Linked DNA regions of Homo sapiens: all the other regions are linked to region 1. Evidence: chromatin contacts called from ENCODE Hi-C or POLR2A ChIA-PET data. All regions are on one chromosome and are shown on one strand. The core of a region is the stretch at or near the end of the contact, and the rest is flanking DNA. Distances in the headings are between cores, read along the strand shown. Region 1 overlaps CFDP1 (craniofacial development protein 1). Region 2 has its middle 6.7 kb from the start of CTRB2. Region 3 overlaps BCAR1 (BCAR1 scaffold protein, Cas family member).

Region 1 (3,272 bases), core at 225-2,724:
TGCTCCGTTCCTGGTAAAATGGTGAAAAAGAAAGTGTGTGTGTGTGCGTGTGTGTGTGTGTGTGTGTGTGTGATCACGCGCACATATGACATTGTAGGGGTTGAGTTGTCTGGAAAACAGTGCTTAGAAGATATGAATTGAAAGCTCATAAAGAGCTATTTGGAGTTCTCTTAAGCAAACTGGGAAGTAAAGTAACTAATGAGAAAATCTCTCAAGTCACTTCTCATCTGGAGGCGAGATAGCACAGTGCACCACCCTGAGAGTTGGGAGAGATCTTCCTTTGTCCCGGATCTGCATTGTCTATTGTTTTGACCCTTGTTTTATCATTTAACCTCTCTGAACTTTGTTTATTTGTCCAACTTAATACAAGGATGATGAAGCTTGCCCAGCCCATTCTGAGTTGATCTTAAGCTCAGCATGTACTGGGGTGTGACCCAAACAGGGAAGTTGACATCCTCTCTACTAAAGTTAATAGAATGAGAATGTTCAGGGTCATTGTTCAGTCCCAGCAGTCTGGTGTTCAGTGTGGACGTTGGCCTGTTGGCTCACACCAGGCAGAGGGGGTGAGTAGTCGTTCACGCTGCTTTGCGGCAGGGACGTGGGGTTTCAGAATGGGTTAGGGTGATACTAGGTTATTTCAAAGATGATCCCTTCCAACTCTGAGACTGGGTCCTGTGTCACAGGCCTTAGTGAGAGTTAGATGAGATCATGGCTACAAAAGCACTTGGAGAACAAACATTCTAGACAAGTAAAGGTATTATTATCAGTAGACCATGTGACATTAGCTCATAGTTTTTAAATGTTTAACTTTCTTGCATATCCCCGTGAGGCGGAAAATAACTTCCAAGTTCCTACATGCTGGTAGATGATTTCGTTTCATTTCATAAAGAGACCAAACCTTTCCTCATACCATCTTAACTGCATTTTGCTTTTCTTATTTTATTTCATATGTTTAACAATGACTGGAAACATTTGACCTGCCAAGACTTGAATTTGGGCATCTGGGGTTTCTCCCACTGTCCATGATAGCATCACCAGCAAGTGGAGCACAGGCTGTACATTCCCCGTGTGAGCTTTCGGAGTGAGGAATGTTCTCCACCTCCTGGAAAAAACAGGGCCCAACTCACAGGAGTTAAAAGGAAACTGATTTTAGAACCCTCTTACAGTACTGTGACTTTTCACTCATCAGTGTTGGGAACTGGTTCTCTTTCTCTTAAAAGAACCCCCTGGGGCTTTAAGCTTAAACGATGACAGTGACTCAGAGTGGCTCATGCTTATTGCACCTTGACGCTGTGCCAAGTGCTGTTTTAGCCCTTTACGTGTAAGATACACCACAGCCTGTGAGTAAGCATTTGCTTTGTAGATTAGGAAACCAAGGAACATGCAGTAAATAACTGGCCTAGAGTCACACAGTTAAGCTGGAAGTTGGACCTTGGCATGTGACTCCAAAGCCCTGCCTGAAGCGCTGCTCCTCCCCTCCTTGCAAGCAGAGACCTGCCACACAGAGCCCACAGAGGTCTGAAGAAGGCAGGATTTCCTGTTCGTAGCTCAGGAGAGCAGACAGTGGTGTTAAGCAGGAAAAGCACATTAGAATTCCAGTTTACTTACAGTGCTCTCCACACCAGGAAGGAAATGCCCCAAATATGAACATGGCTTCCACTAAGATAAATGGCCCCAATCTAGGGGATTCCCATTTGCATCAGAAAAACTGTTAATATAGAGATCAGAGTTTTTACCTGCTACATCTTTCATATTTTCTTTCCTTAGGTTAAAAAGATCAAGTGGCATGAGCAGCCTTTTGGGGAAAATTGGTGCCAAGAAGCAGAAAATGAGCACCCTTGAGAAGTCCAAACTGGACTGGGAGAGCTTCAAGGAGGAAGAGGGGATTGGTGAAGAACTGGCCATCCATAATCGAGGGAAAGAGGGGTAAGAAGGAGTAGGTTTTATGCCTTGGAAAATCCTCAGAACCCTGAAATCAAATGATTTATTGGAGACAAACTGCCCACTGTAAGCAAGCAGGAGCTTTTCATGATGGAACTAAAAATGTGAGCACTTTGGTTTGTCAGTAAGTCTCTGTTCCAGTGTGGGGCAGGGCCTGTCACTGGGAAGGCCACTGCGGGTGGAGGGAAGGCGGGGCATGTGAGGAGTACTCTCAGGGGCCAGTCACATCTGCCAAGCTGAATTTGCTGAATTACAGCTCCAGTGAACTGTAAGTTGCCTAGTGGTTGGATCTGGCCTGTGGTAGCAGCCTTGGCCTTATCTGAATCATTTGTCCTTCTGAGAAACCAAACTAGTTCAGATCCGTCAAAAACTGAGCCAATGGAATGCCTAGATGTTGCATTATTGTGAATTTTTTTTTGTCTGTGTCATTATGGCCTGGGGTGGGGCTTTACCCTTGGCTATAGCCTGTGTGATAGGCCAGGCCCTCAGACAGCACCCCAGGCCATCACTTGCACCTCTTTCTCTTCGCTGTGGAATACAAAGAGAATGTTCATAACCTACGTATTCAGTTGTAAAAAGGGTCCTTTCCTTGTCATATTTGTCTTACTGGTGATTAAACAAAAAATCAAGAAAGAAATGGTGGCCAGGCATGGTGGTTCACACCTGTAATCTTGGCACTTTCGGAGGCCGAGGCGGGCAGATCACTTGAGGTCAGGATTTCGAGACCAGCCTAGCCAACCTGGCAAAACCCCATCCTACTAAAAATATAAGAATTAGCCAGGCATAGTGGTGCACACTTGTAATCCCAGCTACTTGGGAGGCTGGGGCAGGAGGATCACTTGAACCCACTAGGTGGAGGTTGCAGTGAGCCAAGACTGAACCACTGCACTCCAGCCTGGGTGACAGAGCAAGACTGTGTATCAAGAAAGAAAGAGAGAGAGAGAGAGAAAGGAAAAGAAAAGAAAGAAAAGGTGTTCATAAGTACTTACGGACCTCAGAAGGCACTAAGGAAGTTACCACAGAAGTGGCTTCATGGCTCAAAATCAACAGTCCTCACCCCTAGCCATGAAAGGAAATGTTGAGTGTCCCACCAGAGAGCCCTGGCTGCTCGGCAGCTCTGCTTCTTACCAGTAAGCTCTTCTCCACCAGCATACTGGACACCTCTGAGGCTCAGCTCCTTTACCAATAAAACTGGGATAACGATACCATCCTCACTATGTGGTTGTGATGATCTCATGAGATAATATATGTATTGCTTACGTATATGTAATATACATAAAGCACTTTACAGAACACCTGTCACATAAAGGCTTGCGTTAAGTCGAAGTCAT
Region 2 (3,272 bases), core at 371-2,870, 100 kb after region 1:
GATACTGGTTGGTAATTTTCTTCTGATGTTTTTATCTGGCTTTTGTATCAGGGTAATGCTGGCTTCCTAATCTGTATGTATCCATTTGTGATTTTTTAACATCACAAATTTAGATACTCAGCTCAGTAATTTTCAGTGTGTTCTTTTCTCATAAAAGTATTTCAGGAGGCAAGCTTTCCTCCAAACACTGCTTTCATTGTATTTTTTTTTTTTTTTTTTTTGAGATGGAGTCTTGCTCTTATGCTCAGACTAGAATGCAGTGGCATGATTTCTGCTCACTGCAACCTCTCCTGAGTTCAAGTGATTCTCCCTCCTCAGCCTCCCAAATAGCTGGGATTACAGGTGTCCACCACCATGCCTGGCTAATTTTTGTATTTTTAGTAAGAACAGGGTTTCACCATGTTGGCCAGGCTGGTCTCAAACTCCTGACCTCAACTGATCCACCTACCTCGGCTTCCTAAAGTGCTGAGATTACAGGTGTGAGCCACCACACCTGGCCTTTTTTATTGCAATTTGATACACACTTTATAGTTCTAAGTCTTTTTCATTTCCTCCCCTGTACAGTGCCTCGGCATGACCCACTTTATCCTGAGGGCACCTGCAGGCCAGGGGCAGGCACCCATTGCCCCAAAGCCCTGGAGCTGGGTCGGAAGCAGAGCAGAACCCTGGTGCTCACTTCCTGTTTTTTCCTTGCACAGCCGAGTTCACAGCCTTCTGCCTTGGGCCACAGCTCTAGCCTCCCCACGTAACCACAGGTTCCGATCTTTGCTTCTTCTCCCAGGTCTTCCTGTCTCTTGATGTTTCCCTCTAAAGATCCATCATGGGCTGGGAATGGTGGCTTACGCCTGTAATCCTAGCACTTTTGGGGGCCGAGGAGGGCAGATCATGAGGTCAGGAAATTGAGACCATCCTGGCCAACATGGTGAAACCCCATTGCTATTAAAATACAAAAATTAGCCAGGTGTGGTAGTGGGTGTCTGTAGTCCCAGCTACTCAGGAGGCTGAGGCAGGAGAATCGCTTGAACCCAGGAGGCAGAGGTTGCAGTGAGGCGAGATCTTGCCACTGCACTCCAGCCTGGTGACAGAGTGAGACTCCATCTAAAAAAAATCTATCATGGCTGGTCCTGGGGGGCAGCCAACATTCCACACTAACCCGGCATCTTGGCAGGAATGGAATGGGCTCCCTCCTGCATTTTCTACTTCACTGGCTTTCCTAATACCTTTCTCTGCCCGTGCACTGTCAGCCGTTCTGATGATGCGTCTAATAGGTTGGAATTAAGGTTATAGATGGAATTTAATTATAAGGACATGAAGAGAAATTAACTTGGAGAATGGATGTGTGAAGAGGGGAAAAGCAAAATGAGAGAGAGCTTGGGCACAGGAGTGGGATCCAAAGTCGACTATTAAAAATAGTATCAAGCCGGCCGGGCGCAGGGGCTCACACCTGTAATCCCAGCACTTTGGGAGGCAGAGGCAGGCGGATCATCTGAGGTCAGGAGTTCGAGTCCAGCCTGGCCAACATGGTGAAACCCCCATCTCTACCAAAAATACAAAAATTAGCCAGGCGTGGTGGCACATGCCTGTAATCCCAGCTACGCAGGAGGCAGAGGCACAAGAATTGCTTGAACCCAGGAGGCAAGAGGTTGCAATGAGCCAAGATGGTGCCACTGCACTCTTGCCTGGGCAACAGAGTGAGACTGTCTCAAAAAAAAAAAAAAAAGCAGAGGCGGGTGGATTGTTTGAGGCCAGGAGTTTGAGACTAGCCTGGGCAACATAGTGAGACTCCTTTAAAAAAAAGAAAAAGTAGCTGGGTGCAGCGGGTGGCACCTGTAATGTGCTGCTCAGGAGGCTGGGGCATGAGGATCACTTGAGCCCAGGAGTTCGAGGCTGCAGTGAGCTATGATCACACCACTGCACTGCAGCATGGGTGACAGAGCAAGACCCTGTCACCCTGTCTTTCTCTGTGTGTGTGTGTGTGTATTTTTTTTTCTTTTTTTGAGATGGAGTCTTACTCTGTTGCCCAGGCTGGAGTGCAGTGGTGCAATCTCAGCTCACTGCAACCTCTTCCTCCCAGGTTCAAGCAATTCTCCTGCCTCAGCCTCCTGAGTTGCTGGGATTACAGGTGCATGCCACCATGCCCAGCTAATTTTTGTATTTTTAGTGGAGACATGTATTTCACCATGTTGGTCAAGCTGGTCTCGAACTCCTGACCTCAGGCGATCCACCCACCTCGGCCTCCCAAAGTGCTGGGATTACAGGTGTGAGCCACCGCGCTGGGTGTCTCTATATATAATTAGAGCCACCGCGCCCAGTCTCTCTCTATATAATTAAGAGCCAGGTTTCTTAAGGAAACTCCCAGCTCAGTGAGGGAGAACTGCTCTTAAACACAGAGGAAATTACATGTATTTTATTATGTCAACAACCATCTACATACAAATAAATGTGAGGCGTAAGTAATATAAAAATGGAATAGCAAGCACAAACCTGGCTAAGGGACTTTTTCACTTGCTGGTGAAATCTGCGTCTGTCCCCCGCTCCACCCACCGGCCTCCCAAGAGTCTGAAAACCACCCGGTATAAGGCTGCCACCTGGTGGCCAATATGAAAACTGCATATAGCTATGCCTTACTGTTCCTAACCCAGCGTTGTTTCAAAGAAATACAAAAGAAATACAAGGCGAGCCAAATGGATGATTTTAAATTTTCTGGTAGCCCTACTGAAAAAGTAAAAAGAGGCCGGGCACGGTGGCTCACGCCTGTAATCCCAGCACCTTTGGGAGGCTGAGGCGGGCGGATCGCTTGAGCCCAGGAGTTCGAGACCAGTCTGGGCAACATAGTGAGACCCTCTTCTCTACAAAAAAAAAATGCAAAAATTAGCTGGGTGTGGTGGTGAGACCCTGTCTCTTAAAAAAAAAAAAAAAAAAAAGAGGGACTGGCGCGGTGGCTCACGCCTGTAATCCCAGCACTTTAGGGGGCCGAGACAGGCGGATCACGAGGTCAGGAGATGAGACCATCCTGGCTAACACGATGAAACCACGATGAAACCCCGTCTCTACTAAAAATACAAAACAATTAGCCGGGTGTGGTGGCGGGCACCTGTAGTCCCAGCTACTCAGGAGGCGGAGGCAGGAGAATAGCATGAACCCGGGAGGCGGAGCTTACAGTGAGCTGAGATCTCGCCACTGCACTCCAGCCTGGGCGACAGAGCAAGACTCCGTCTCAAAAAAAAAAAAAAAAGAAAAAAGAATTTTAATAATATATTTTATTTAACCCA
Region 3 (3,272 bases), core at 344-2,843, 71 kb after region 1:
CATGATATGATGGTGGTGGCAGTGGCAGTATCACAGCTAACCTTTCAGTGAGTGTCTGCAGTGACACAATTATGTGAATTAACACATGCAATTCTTTGGGAGGAAGCTCTCCCACCTTCAGGCACAGGGGTGGTCACCTGGCTCCAGAGCCGGCTCGTCCCAGAGCTGTCATGGATAGGAATTGTGAAGGATGTGTGTGCTAGGGCTGCGAGTGTGTGTGCGCGTGTGTGTGCCTGTGTGCGTGCCTCTGCATTTGTATGTGTGCCTGTGTGTGTGCGCGTGCCTCTGTGTGTGTGTCTGTATGTGTGTACGTGTGTGTGTGTGTGTGGCTGGGTGCTGCCCCCAGTCCCTGGGGTGGGCAGATGGACAGATGGACAGTCTTGACCACCGCTTGTCCCCCAGGTCTACGACGTTCCTCCATCGGTGAGCAAGGATGTGCCCGATGGCCCACTGCTGCGTGAGGAGACCTACGATGTGCCCCCCGCCTTCGCCAAGGCCAAGCCCTTTGACCCGGCCCGCACCCCACTGGTACTGGCTGCGCCCCCTCCAGACTCCCCGCCGGCCGAGGACGTGTATGACGTGCCGCCCCCGGCTCCTGACCTCTACGACGTGCCCCCTGGCTTGCGGCGGCCTGGCCCGGGCACCCTGTACGATGTGCCCCGTGAACGGGTGCTTCCTCCTGAGGTGGCTGATGGTGGCGTGGTCGACAGTGGTGTGTATGCGGTGCCTCCCCCAGCTGAACGTGAAGCCCCGGCAGAGGGCAAGCGCCTGTCGGCCTCCAGCACCGGCAGCACACGCAGCAGCCAGTCTGCGTCCTCCTTGGAGGTGGCAGGGCCGGGCCGGGAACCCCTGGAGCTGGAAGTTGCTGTGGAGGCCCTGGCACGGCTGCAGCAGGGTGTGAGCGCCACCGTTGCCCACCTTCTGGACCTGGCAGGCAGCGCCGGTGCGACTGGGAGCTGGCGTAGCCCCTCTGAGCCACAGGAGCCGCTGGTGCAGGACCTGCAGGCTGCTGTGGCCGCTGTCCAGAGTGCCGTCCACGAGCTGTTGGAGTTTGCCCGCAGCGCGGTGGGCAATGCTGCCCACACATCTGACCGTGCCCTGCATGCCAAGCTTAGCCGGCAGCTGCAGAAGATGGAGGACGTGCACCAGACGCTGGTGGCACATGGTCAGGCCCTCGACGCTGGCCGGGGAGGCTCTGGAGCCACCCTTGAGGACCTGGACCGGCTGGTGGCCTGCTCGCGGGCTGTGCCCGAGGACGCCAAGCAGCTGGCCTCCTTCCTGCACGGCAATGCCTCACTGCTCTTCAGACGGACCAAGGCCACTGCCCCGGGGCCTGAGGGGGGTGGCACCCTGCACCCCAACCCCACTGACAAGACCAGCAGCATCCAGTCACGACCCCTGCCCTCACCCCCTAAGTTCACCTCCCAGGACTCGCCAGATGGGCAGTACGAGAACAGCGAGGGGGGCTGGATGGAGGACTATGACTACGTCCACCTACAGGTGGGTGCCGCCTGCCCAGCCCCGGCTCCTCTTCTGCCACGCTGGGCTCCTGTGCTTAGGGGGAGATTTGTTCTCAGCTGGGGCCTGGTCCCTGGCAAGGCCCTGCACCCTCCTCTCACTTTGACCTCCCTCACCCCACATTGGCCCCATGTGCTAGGGTGGCCATGTCATCGAGCCCTTCGTTGAGTCCCTCGGGCTGGTATCTCTGGTGACCAGCAGCGGTGACTCTGCTGTTCTGTGTGGGGAGACAGATCTGCAGAAATGTGCACACACACAAGGATGCTCTGAGCGTGGGGGAGCAGCAGGAGGTGGTGGGAGGTGGCTGGGACTGCTCCTCCCAGGCTGGCCCCTGGAGCAGAGGCCTGGGTGCTAGCCGGGTGGGAGTCCTGGTAAGGAACATTCCAGGCTGAGCTGGGCCAGAGAGGCATCCAGGGGCAGGGACCAGGTGGCCAGGCCTTTAGGCCAAGGGGGAGGGATTGGGTGTGATTCCTGGTGTTGGAGCCTGGGAAGGCAGGGTGGAGCTTGCGGACTTTCTGCGGGTACCCCACCCTCTGCCCAGTCTCTTCCTGAGCTGGCAGGCGGTGAAAGGGGCTGCCAGGGTTGCTTCCTAGGAAGCCACCTTCTCTGTGTGTCCCCGCATGTGCCAGCCTGGGGGGGCTGTGTCCCACATATGCCAGCCTGGGGGAGTGTGTGTGTGTGTGTGTGTGTGTGTGTGTGTGTGTGTCTGTCTGCCTGCCCCTGCACGTGCCAGTCTGTGTGTGTGTTCACGTGTGCTTGTGTGTGTGTGTGTGTCCACGTGTGCTAGTGTGTGTGTGCGTCCACGTGTGCGTGTGTGTGCGCGCACACGCAGCACCACCTGGTGGCCACTCAGCTCACTGCGCCCGCCACAGGGCTGGCCTGTGCTTCTGGCTCAGAAAACTGGCCTCAGCGCAGCCCCTGTCTCTGCCCTCCAGGGGAAGGAGGAGTTTGAGAAGACCCAGAAGGAGCTGCTGGAAAAGGGCAGCATCACGCGGCAGGGCAAGAGCCAGCTGGAGTTGCAGCAGGTGAGGCCCCGGAGCAGAGCAAGGCCCAGCTTTGCCCGCTGACCCCCTGAGCCCCCAGCTCTTGCCCTGCAGGGCCGACCCCGGGTCCCCAGCTTCTCATGTTGTCTGACAGTGCTCAGAGCTGGGCCCGGCCTGCCACCCCCCTGCCTCCTGACCATCTTCATCTTTTCACTTGGTTTATTTTAAAGTTTTCAAGAGTAATTGTTGGAGACATTTAGGGAATTAGAGAGTGGGGTGAGAGCAGAAAATAGACCCCTCACAGCTGCCATAGGCTCAGCACGGGGCTGGCTCTGCCCTGCTCCTTCCTCCAAGCTGCTCCCTGCATGGCCGGGATGGTGTCCTGTGGGCATTCGACTCTTCTGTCCCAGCATCTGCCATGGCGTTAAGCATTCTTGTGGATTCTTTCAAAGACCACTTAGCGTCTATTGAATGTTTGTATTGTACCCACACTTCCTTAGTATTTTTTTTTTTTTGACACAGAATCTTGTTCTGTCACACAGGCTAGAGTACAGTGATGCGATCTCAACTCACTGCAGCCTCAACCTTCTGGGCTCAAGCGATTCTCCTGCCTCAGCCTCCCCAGTAGTTGGGATTACAGGCGCCTGCCACCACACCTGGCTGATTTTTATATTTTTTATAGAGACAAAGGTTTCACCACATTGCCCAGGCTGGTCTCAAACACCTGGGCTCAAACGATCCACCTGCCTTGGCCTCCCAAAGTGCTGGGAT

The links. Hi-C counts contacts between places; a loop is a spot of excess contacts on that map. ChIA-PET counts read pairs that join two places held with the same protein, here RNA polymerase II (POLR2A). Pooled maps may share reads with other maps.
Region 2: a pooled map shows a loop between it and region 1 (4-fold over the local background). The contact joins two enhancer-like sites. A Hi-C loop is called at or near these places in 5 of 37 single-sample maps with no recorded cell type and 10 of 50 pooled maps. POLR2A ChIA-PET finds 5 or more read pairs at or near these places in 4 of 52 experiments (RWPE1, activated CD4-positive, alpha-beta T cell and activated T-cell).
Region 3: a loop to region 1 is called in a map of gastrocnemius medialis, with 7 times the contacts of the local background. The contact joins two enhancer-like sites. A Hi-C loop is called at or near these places in 28 of 168 maps with a recorded cell type or tissue (Calu3, GM12878, HepG2 and 18 more), 1 of 37 single-sample maps with no recorded cell type and 22 of 50 pooled maps. POLR2A ChIA-PET finds 5 or more read pairs at or near these places in 15 of 52 experiments (A549, AG04449, AG04450 and 12 more).

Annotation. Positions count from the first base shown.
Region 1 is chr16:75,303,678-75,306,949 of GRCh38, reverse strand. It overlaps CFDP1 (craniofacial development protein 1), which reads left to right. Exons shown (of 7, transcript NM_006324.3): 6 at 1,768-1,926. Among named protein-coding and RNA genes, the nearest start is that of BCAR1, 54 kb to the right of the region's middle. RefSeq lists an enhancer at 599-1,798. Within about 2 kb of position 1,474, at least 34 of the 41 ENCODE cell types and tissues checked have a DNase peak (open chromatin) inside an H3K27ac peak, as active enhancers do; they include ascending aorta, dorsolateral prefrontal cortex, gastrocnemius medialis and 2 more, where a contact is called at or near this core.
Region 2 is chr16:75,198,824-75,202,095 of GRCh38, reverse strand. No RefSeq gene overlaps it. Among named protein-coding and RNA genes, the nearest start is that of CTRB2, 6.7 kb to the left of the region's middle. RefSeq lists enhancers at 520-599, 2,451-2,745. Within about 2 kb of position 1,620, at least 4 of the 41 ENCODE cell types and tissues checked have a DNase peak (open chromatin) inside an H3K27ac peak, as active enhancers do.
Region 3 is chr16:75,233,117-75,236,388 of GRCh38, reverse strand. It overlaps BCAR1 (BCAR1 scaffold protein, Cas family member), which reads left to right. Exons shown (of 7, transcript NM_014567.5): 5 at 403-1,500; 6 at 2,454-2,543. Among named protein-coding and RNA genes, the nearest start is that of CTRB1, 16 kb to the right of the region's middle. RefSeq lists a silencer at 2,261-2,320 and an enhancer at 2,480-3,105. Within about 2 kb of position 1,593, at least 16 of the 41 ENCODE cell types and tissues checked have a DNase peak (open chromatin) inside an H3K27ac peak, as active enhancers do; they include ascending aorta, dorsolateral prefrontal cortex, gastrocnemius medialis and 2 more, where a contact is called at or near this core.